Linked DNA regions of Homo sapiens: all the other regions are linked to region 2. A link is a loop called in an ENCODE intact Hi-C map of the cell type or tissue named here. Cell type or tissue: Calu3. All regions are shown on one strand. Region 1 has its middle 38 kb from the start of SAGE1. Region 2 has its middle 36 kb from the start of INTS6L. Region 3 overlaps INTS6L (integrator complex subunit 6 like). Region 4 has its middle 76 kb from the start of INTS6L-AS1.

What was found. A loop is a pair of places that touch in the nucleus more often than their neighbours do. Peaks named below come from ENCODE experiments on the same cell type or tissue, not always from the same donor. Only the 100,000 strongest peaks of a DNase experiment are listed, where the experiment ranks them.
Region 1: it touches region 2 in a loop (5-fold over the local background); 23 of 110 quality-filtered maps call a loop at or near these places.
Region 3: it touches region 2 in a loop (13-fold over the local background); 64 of 110 quality-filtered maps call a loop at or near these places.
Region 4: a loop joins it to region 2, with 6 times the contacts of the local background. A loop is called at or near these places in 30 of 110 quality-filtered maps.

Annotation. Positions count from the first base shown.
Region 1 is chrX:135,930,790-135,933,289 of GRCh38, reverse strand. No RefSeq gene overlaps it. Among named protein-coding and RNA genes, the nearest start is that of SAGE1, 38 kb to the right of the region's middle. RefSeq lists a silencer at 736-972. In Calu3, a CTCF peak has its summit at 1,231 (motif pointing right); a DNase peak (open chromatin) is centred at 1,229.
Region 2 is chrX:135,483,563-135,486,062 of GRCh38, reverse strand. No RefSeq gene overlaps it. Among named protein-coding and RNA genes, the nearest start is that of INTS6L, 36 kb to the left of the region's middle. In Calu3, no CTCF peak of the experiment used is centred here; a DNase peak (open chromatin) is centred at 1,232.
Region 3 is chrX:135,571,161-135,573,660 of GRCh38, reverse strand. INTS6L (integrator complex subunit 6 like) reads right to left here. Exons shown (of 18, transcript NM_001351601.3): 12 at 628-846. Among named protein-coding and RNA genes, the nearest start is that of INTS6L-AS1, 52 kb to the right of the region's middle. In Calu3, no CTCF peak of the experiment used is centred here; no DNase peak of the experiment used is centred here.
Region 4 is chrX:135,595,725-135,598,224 of GRCh38, reverse strand. No RefSeq gene overlaps it. Among named protein-coding and RNA genes, the nearest start is that of INTS6L-AS1, 76 kb to the right of the region's middle. In Calu3, no CTCF peak of the experiment used is centred here; a DNase peak (open chromatin) is centred at 1,514.

The DNA.
Region 1 (2,500 bases), 450 kb before region 2:
TTAATGACTCTATATTGATAAATCTGGTGTGTATCAAATTTATTTTTTCTCTACCTTCATACCCCACCCTCAAGAAACATTTCCACACAAAGTCCCTAGGTTTCTGCCTATTAGCGTTGGAAAAAAATATCAGTAGTTGTTATAGTACATTCTACCCCTACTAATGGGTCACATTATGTACCCTCTAGTTTGGGGCTGGTGGAAACTTGAGTCTTACAGGGTTTTAAATGAAGTAAAGGTGGTGGGTGCAGTTTCTCAGGAGGATCAACAGTGTCCTGCAAGGCCACTACCTCAGACCAGACTATTGCAGGTTCTTCAGGCAGAGGAGAAATAAACTCCTTGGGCGGGAGTGAAGGTGCTTTTTTTTACTTTTTTACACCTTTTTTTAGGTGTCTGAAAGACATATCTCACAGAATTTAGGGGTTCAAGGTACCCAGCTTCATCAAAGTCTGCATATATATCACATTAAAATGTTCAGGATCCCATTCATTCCCAGTCAGTGCTCTACATGAACAGAAGAGACCTTGAGAGATTAGGAATTGCATTCGTGTTGTAATTCAGCCAACTGCAAGATTCACCTTTGGATATGGTTTTCCCAAATATCAGGTATGTGGCTACGGGAGATAATGGGTTCTTTCATGGATGCTTTCTAGCTCTTTATGTGGATCTTGGTATGGATAAGGCTTTAAGGACCTGAGGTCATAATTTTCTTTTCCTATGTTCTCCAGCACATTTAGAGGCAACCAGTCATCTCCATTATACTCCTCATTTTCACTACATTGTTTTTTTTTCTACTTTATTTACTTATCCATTTATTTAAATTTTGAGAAAAGGTGTCTCTCTGTTGCCCAGGCTGGAGTGCAGTGGCATGATCCCGGCCCACTGCAACCTCCGCCTCTTGAGCTGTGGGCGGCAAGCCACCCAGGTGCCGAGGCAAGAGACCAAAGGCACAAGCTGTTTCAGTACAATAAAGGAAATATATACAATAAGAATATTCTAGAAATAGATTATAGATATGATTATATATGAATATTACTAATAATTAGTTTGTAGCATTACTCTTTATTACAATATTATAATAATCTTTGTTCTACAATGATAACCTAGGAAAAACCAGGCCATACAGAGATAGGAGCTGAAGGGACACGGTGAGAAGTGACCAGAAGACAAGAGTGTGAGCCCTCTGTTATGCCTGGATAGGGCCACTAGAGGGCTCCCTGGTCTAGCGGTAACCCAGTGCCTGGGCCTTACCCTGCTCCCTAACCTTGTATCCAATAAATAACAGCGCAGCCAGGTATTCGGGGCCACTGCTGGTCTCCGCGTCTAGGTGGTAGTGGTCCCCCGGGCCTAGCTGTCTTTTCTTTGTCTTGTGTCTTTGTTTCTACGATCTCTCGTCTCCGCAAACGAGGAGAAAAACCCACAGGCCCAGTAGGGCTGGACCCTACACTAAGCCCAAGCGACCTTCCCACCTCAGCCCCCAGAGTAGCTGGGACTATAGGCCTGCGCCACCATACTAGGCTTTTTTTGTAGTTTTAAAATTTTTATTTTATTTTACGTTCTGGGATACTTGTTTACGGAAATCACCTACTTGATCACCTAGACCCTGGCATTCTTACAGGTGCTTGAGTGCAAATAACTAAAAGTGATAATTTAAGAAAATCCCTTGCCACTTCTTGCTGTAGACTACCAGTGCTCTTTTACCATTAGAAACAGGGTCACGAAGGCCTTTAAATCAAATTAGATAAAAGAGAGAACTCCAGAAACCCAGAACAATTTCAGAGAATTTCTTCTTAAAATTCTGTTCTTCTGAAATCACACTTAATACCAAAATCTATATCAATCAAACTTCAACCAGGAAAGCAGAACCAATAGGCGATAATATCTGTGTGTACAGATTTTTCATAATGAAAGGGCCTTCTGCAATGGTAGGAGCTCATTAAGCAGTCTCTGTAAGATTGCTGTCTCCTCCTCCGGTGCTGGAGCAGGGCAGACATGCAGAAGAAAAGATTACATGCAGACTGCACCCAAAGACATGAGCTGGAAAGCCTTAGGAAGACTTACTAAAATCCGTGTCCCTCCTTTTTCTCTGACCTTGGAGGAGAGGGGACTCTGCAGAAGCTGAGCCTTTCAGGGCTGAACTAAATGCATAAGGTCCTTTACTCCTGTCTCAGGTTAGATGTCTCTTTCTCAGAGAGGCCTTCCTTGACTACCAAGTTCAAAGTACCATCCACTCTTGTACCATCTCTTCACCTGATTTCTGCTTTTGGTGAATAACATGTTCTGTAGTTGCTCTGGTTGTTTAGTGCATTTGCCCTCCACTGGAATGTAAGATCCACGAGAACAGTTTAGTTCACTGTTTTTTTCATGCCGATATTAGTGCCTGGCACTTAGAGGGTTTTTAGTCAATGTTGAATAAATGAATTAATTCTTTTACTGTTCGCAGTAATCCTAGGGAATAGCTGCTGTTATCATCCTCTGTTTACAGAAGAGGATATGGAAA
Region 2 (2,500 bases):
AGAGTGAAGATATTTTCTTGTAGCTAGAACCAGACTTCTACACCAAGTTCAACTCTTTATCAAAATAATATTTACCTTTGTTACATCTAAGTAACAAAACTTTGAATGTGATATCCATTATATTTGTTAATCAAATACAGAACCTCAATTACGTGCATCTTTTTTTTTTTTCTAAATAACGTGGCAGCCCTTTGTCCCTTCTTGCCTTTAAAACCCGACCTACACAGCAAGACTTTTTCTCTCCTGATGCTTACCTGAAGTTACCCTGGGTTCTAAAATGTGTGCCGTTTTGCTCCAGTGTCTGGCTTCCTGCTTCCTATCCTTGATAGGGAGCCTTCTCTCCTTTTCTATGTGTATATGTTACAATTAAACACAATGGATCATATTGTCTATAGAAGTTTAATCTGGTTTATTTCACTTAGCATTATATTACGAGAGCCGTCCACTCTCCAATAGTGTTTTAGGGACAGTATTTTATTGATGAAAATAGAACTGTGGTTTAAAAACATTAAATAGTTAAATTACCATAGTAATTATAAAAAGTAATTACTCCTTTTCCCCAGAATATAATTTTAAAAACACATTCATGCAGAATCAAAACAGAGGTTTCGAAACAGATACAGTAGAGATCCTTCTGGGAATCAAATCAGCAGATTCCCAGCCTTCCCACATTGCCTGATCCCATGGTTCTTGAACTGAACCTCCTCCCCTAATCCTCGTCTTTCTTCACTTCTAAGAATCACTACCTGTTTTCGTCGTGAGAGTTAACACTAGTCAGGGAGGGATGGTTAGGCCCTGGTGATCTTCCATTACATCCAAACAAGGAAAGATCATTTAGAGAGAATTTCTAAGGAAATACCTCTGTCCATGACCTTATCTTAAGTACATTCTACAAGAGATAAAAAATGACGATGGCAACAAGCCAAGAATCCATAGCTCTCATTATCTTGAGTTTGCAGGGTATGAAAATCACAGAATGTCAAACTCTGGAAATCATCCCATCCTTCATTTTGCAGATGCAGAAAAATATCCAGAAAGTAAAGGACTGATTTGAAAGTCACATATCTTGTCAGTGGCAGATCTGGGGCTAAAAGCTCAAATTACTAGATTCTGATTTCAGCACTTTCAGCTCTGCCAAACTATCTAAAACTGGGAATTGCATTACTTGTAGAATGATTTTAGGCTCTAATGAGCAGCAGCTTGCTGAATGGCAGAACAGCCAAAGGAGACTACTGCCACTTGCTGGTAGCATATGTAAATTGTTGAGACTGTTGCAAAAAGGAAATGCATTCATTCATTTATTCATTTAATTCCACAAATATTTACTATCAGCCTGGCATGTGCAAGCAATATGCTGGGTGCTATGGGGATGGCGGTGGAGTCCCACTCTCATGGGCCTGACATTTTAGTACGGAAGTCACAAAAAACAAACAAAAAATTACTTAGTAAAAAAGTGCAAGTGCCTTGAGAGCAGTATAGACACAACCATGTGGGAGTTCAGGGAAAGGACAGTTTCATGCTTTCTCACAGGGATCTGGGAAGAAGGGGGTATGGAGAAAAGATTGGTGAATTTGGCTTCAAAGGACAAATAGTTTAAGATTCGTTGAAATGGTGATAAGGCAGAGCACTCAATCCTAGATCTGGCTAAGCATTTAAAGCCTGAACTCTTAATTAAAAAAAAAAAAATAGGTGTATATCCATGGCACGCGTTTACCTATGTAACAAGCCGGTGCATCCTGCACATGTATCCTGGAACATAAAATAAAATAAAATAAAATAAAATAAAATAAAATAAAATAAAATAATAATTTAAAGATAAGGCCAGGCTCAGTGGCTCACGCCTATAATTCCAGCACTTTGGGAGGCCGAGGCAGGTGGATCACCTGAGGTCAGGAGTTCAAGACTAGCTTGGTCAACATGGCAAAACCCCTTCTGTACTAAAAGTAAAAAAATTAGCTGGGCATGGTGGCGGGTGCCTGTAATCCCCGCTACTTGGGAGGCTGAGGCAGGAGAATCACTTGAACCCGGGAGGTGGAGGTTGCAGTGCGCCCAGATTTTGCCATTGCATGCCAGCCTGGGCAACAAGAGTGAAACTCCGTCTCCAAAACAAACAAACAAACAAACAAACAAATCAAAAAAAAGATTAAAAAAAAGAAATAAAATCTTCTAATGAGAAAAAAGTTGTATATATTTATGGGGTACATGTGACATTTTGATACAGGCATACAGTGTGTACTAATCACATCAAAGTAATTGGGGCATCCATCACCTCAAGGATTTATCATTTCTTTGTGTTGGGAACATTCCAGTTCCACTCTTAGTTATTTAAAAATATACAATAAATTATTGTTGGCTGTAGTCACTCTGCTGTGCTACCAAATGCTAGATCTTATTCATTATATCTATGTTTTTGGACCCATTAACCATCCCCACTCTAAAACCTGAACTCTTAAACATTATGCTGTACAGGCCTTTTGATTGGGTTGAGATTTACAATTGG
Region 3 (2,500 bases), 88 kb before region 2:
CGTACTCTAGATGTATTCCTCTGGCAGCCATGGAGGGGAGGTGAGCTGCTGGGATCTCCCTTCAGGAAAGCAATGGCTGATCCTGCAAGGAGTGCAGTTAGCAGAGAGCCTCCCGCTGCTGTGGTGCCATAGGGATCCGCTGCAGCACTGAGCTGAGGCCATGCCCTTCCCAGGCTGCCCATAGCCAGTAACAGACAATGGCAGGGTGTTAGGGCCTGGCCAGCTCTGCCCAGTGTGGCCCTCCTCTGTAGGAAATCTTGGTGCTAGAGGTCCCCACTGTGCTGGCCAAGACTTTCTCCAAGCTACACCAGTGTCTGAGCTTCTTCACACCCAATTCTCCTTCATTCCTCCTTCCTCTCACAGGTGATGGGCCAGCTTTGTAGCTTGGAAGCTCTGCCTGCCTACTCCAGCTTCATCTCCCCTTTATCTTTCATGGGCGTTACCCACAAAACATATCTTGTCCATTTAATTCCATATTGATATCTGCTGACAATTCCTAAACTGGTCCATTATTAACTACTAACTCCAAAATAGGATTGTCCATTATTTCAAAACTAAAGGAATATGAAAGACATAAATGTATCAGACAAGTTCAAACAAATACAAACTATTTATGTCACAATTTACCTTGTTTAAGAGCCCAATTTGGAAGCCAGCAAATTCTTTGGTGTTCAATTCTGTCAGTCTAAGTGCAGTTTCCCCTGTGATTTCTTTCAATAGTTTTCTAAAATTTTTATTGTGAGTCAAGGACATGCCACCTCCAGAATGATTTTTCACTTTAATTCCAATTTCCTGGGGAGGTTTCTTCCCCACTGATGCTAGTATTCGTTCTGACTCTAGTTTGGTCTAAAATGAAAGTACATAGTATGTTATAAAAACATCTACATTACCACTGTCATTTTTACTACTTAAGAAAGATAATACTTTCAGAACCCCACAGAACAATTTTCAATTACAAATCACAGAAAAATGGATAATTAAACATTTTCCTGTGCTTCTTTGCACTATCACAGCAAACAGATAGGGGGCAGGAAAGACAAATAATATTTTTTTTTCTTGTCTAGTGTCAAAATTATAATAAAATCATGGAGAGAATAAAAACCATGAATAAGAATTTCATTCATAGACATTTAAAAGCACATTTTGTTACTATAAAATCTAGTCTAAGTGAACAGGTTCATTTCAGACTCAGACATAAAGGTTTAAGACTGTATTTATACGTGTAAACTAGTACTAAAATTCAGATCACATCGACTGGCATTATATCTGAAAAAATTAAACTATTTATCTCTAATATTGGACTATCCAAAAAAGGTCTGAAAAAATTAAACTATTTATCTCTTATATTTGACTATCCAAAAAAGGTCTTAGAAGATAATGCTTAATTTAACAGATATTACTAAGTAAGTAATTTGTAAAAAGCCTCTTAATAGGCATTGTGATACCATATTGATTAATACTGCTTGAGTGTATTATAGCAATATATATTTGGCATATTTTGTGTTTTACATACATCTGAAATGGCTCAAGAAACACTGGTGACCCAGTTATTAAATTAGTAATTTGAGCTATTATAAATTAGCTATGATCTTCCCTTTTTCTCAGAAAGATGGAATTCCACCAATGTTTGGTAAACCTAAAATGATTTTGGATTTCTTGTGGTTTGGTGACAGATATTTATCAATTTTCCCTAATTATTGGAATTAAGTCTATGTTTATTATCACTAAAAAATTCTTAAGTCATGAAATATGAGATAAGAGCAAATGAAGCATCTGTTTCCTTAAATGGTCTTGAAAGCTCATTTGTAAAATGATACATGTGCCCCAAAAGGTCCCAGAACTTGCATTAATTAAAATCTCTGTACACTATTCTTCCTTGTGGCCATACCTTGGTGACACAGCCTTAAAGGCTTAGGTAAACATCAAATTAAAAAAAATCGATAGATCAATAGATAGATAAATAAATAAATAACCAAACCAAAACATTTACAACAACCACAAAAAATCTATTAGCAGAGAGGAAAGGAGGTTAGGGGGACACTTGGTAGATTAGAAATCTGGGGTTGCCTTTACTTTCTTTTGCACTTATAAGCACACTGGACTGGTAGGAGCTGGTAAGCTCCAGACCATACTGAAGTTGTTGTCAGTTCCTAGCAAGGTGTGTCGGCATCCCAATTGTGGAGTCACTTTGGTTCTTTGGTGAAATCTGATGTTTTGCTCACTACTCTCCATTTCCTAAAGGCCAAACTTCCAAACACATCCACCTTGAAGCATTATCACCACTGCGAATGCTACTATTGTCCCCTACCTGGGAATACCTTTGTGCATAAGGTAAGTAAAACTGCTGCATTAATTTGTCATATAACATAACACATTCATATGATAGTAAAGTTCTAACTCAGTAGTTCTCAAATATTTCCATCCTACAAGAATGGGCTAAGTAGAGGTGAGAAGTATGATAAGGAACGGTGAGTGGAGGATGAGGTACTAATAGAGAGGG
Region 4 (2,500 bases), 110 kb before region 2:
GGGTGTAGGCTCCATGGCATTCTCTTATCATCCAGAGAACGCTAAATAGTGGGCCTAACCCTCTTTGGATAACTTGCTGAAATCTATAGATATTTTTCCCTGGAAAAATACCCTTACACACAAACTTGGTGTATAATTTCAGAAGTGTGACCAGCCTGAGATCTGATTAATTTAGTGGACAGATGACCCCACTTAAAATCACCAACATTGGGGTACAGAGGGTTTGTAAACTGATGCCAATTATCCTGGACACTATCAGCTTTGTTATTTCCATATAAACAAGGAATTCTCTGCTGAACTCACAGCGGTAGGCAGTGTCATATAGTATTTGTGTGTGCAATCTCTGAAATCTGACAGACCTAGGTTCTGTCACTTTTCCAACTGGATAAACCTGTGAGGGCTGCTTAAATATGCACTCTACGATTCTATTTCCATAAAATGGGCATAAAACAGTATCTAACTCATGGCGCTCTCATAAGGATTACCAGAGATAAAGCACAAAGAGGATAGTGTATGTGCTGGCTAATACATACTTTCCTTTAAGCTTGAAAAAAATAAACTTCTGGGATTTAGTGAAAATGGACATTCTAAATTTTAAAATATTCAAAAATAAACTACTCATACAATAAACACCTTCCTACAAACTAGACTTGATATTTTCAAAATCAATAAAGGCCGACACAAAAACGTGTCTGGTTTCAGCATAGCAAATTTCCTCCTAGTTAACTTGTCTAAATGACTGCTACTTGCAATATCATAAGCATTTCTGTATGTCTAAGTCCTCCTTTATGAAACAAGTAATTCATTATTCCTGAAGTTTTAAATTGATGTATTTAACACAGACAAGCAGTAGGAGAGGAATGATGGAAATTAGAGTAGAAGAAAATCAATAAAATAAAAAAAACAGAAAAATCAATGAAATCAAAAGTTGGTTCACTGAAAAAGTGAAAGAAACCTAACAATCTTTTAACTTGACTGACCAAGGAAAAAAAGAAAGGACTCACAGATTATCAAAATCAAGAATGAAAGGGGGGTAATTAATACTGACCTTATAGAAACTCAGAGGAATAAATTATGAACAACTTTATGCCAACACACTAAACAACTTAGATAAAATAGAAAAAAATCCTAGAAGACAAATTACTGACTCAAGAAGAAATAGAAAATCGAAATAGGACTATTGAAAGAAAAGGGATTTAATTAGTAATTTAAAATCTCCCCACAAATACAAGCCAAGCCAAGGTGGCTTCACGTGTAAATTCTGCAAACATTTACGGAAGAAATAATACCAATACTTGGCAATGTCTTCAAAAAATAACGGACGAAGGAACACTACTTCATTCTATGAAGCCAATATCACCCCGATATCAAAGCCAGACAAATATGTCACAAGATATATTTTCCTGTCAGCTCCAAATTCACCTTTTTATCCCGCTGTGTGAGAAGGGTCTGTGTTCCTCCGCCTATGTCGGCTGTACAGTTGTTACTGAAGGCCGCCTTTAGAGGGCGCCAGAGTCAGCGAAAGGGAGGGCTGCGCTTCCAGGTTCTCTAGGCTGGCACCCACTGAGCGAGAGGCTTCTCCTAGGGACTCTGGCGCCCCACACAGATCCCAGAGTTCGGTTGGAGCAGGGCACGTGGTGGCCTGCAGCTTCCCTTCCTTCCATTGCGCTTGGACCATACGAGTGATCGGTGCTTATGGTGAGACGCCTCCCCATGCGCATCATTCCCGGGCGCCCTAGGGGGCACATTTCCCACAACTCCTAGAGGGCAGGTTTCTAGAAAGTTCCAGCAGTGGTGAGGCACCATAACAACTTTATTGCCATTTTGTGAGGTGCAGCCATACTCCTCTGGCAAGATCAGGGTTTTGTTTTTTTTGTTTTTTGTTTTCTCATTTTTATGTTTGAGACAGAGTCTTACTTTGTCTCTCAGGCTGGCGTGCAGTGGCAGTGAACAGGGCTCACTGCAGCCTTGACCTCCTGGGCTCAAGTGATCCTCCCACCTCAGCCTCCCGAGTAGCTGGGACCACAGGCATGCACCACCATACCTATTTTTTGTAGAGATGGGGTCTCACTATGTTGCCCAGGCTGGTCTCAAACTCGGGCTCAAGCAATCCACCCTCCACGACCTTCCAAAGTGCTGACATTATAGGCGTGAGCAACCACGCCCAGCAAGGTCAGAATATCAACATTGGTGCTAAGATGAATAGGATAGAATTTCATTCAACATTGGGGGGTTGGGGGAGGTTATTTGAGTATTCCATTTAAGATCTGTAGTGGGGAGCTCTTTCCAAGGCACTGTATCTCAGCAGTATTTCAGGATAAACTTTTTGGAAGTTAATCTATCTTAGCTCTGGGTTAAAGGGATTCTTTCCTGTATACTAACCTCAAATTCCCAAAGGTAGATCTCCAATGAGTTCTGCCAATGTGGCAGCCCAACAAGTTCTCTGGCATACACTGAGTAACAGCTGGGCTTACCCGATATGTGGACTTCAACCCTTGGT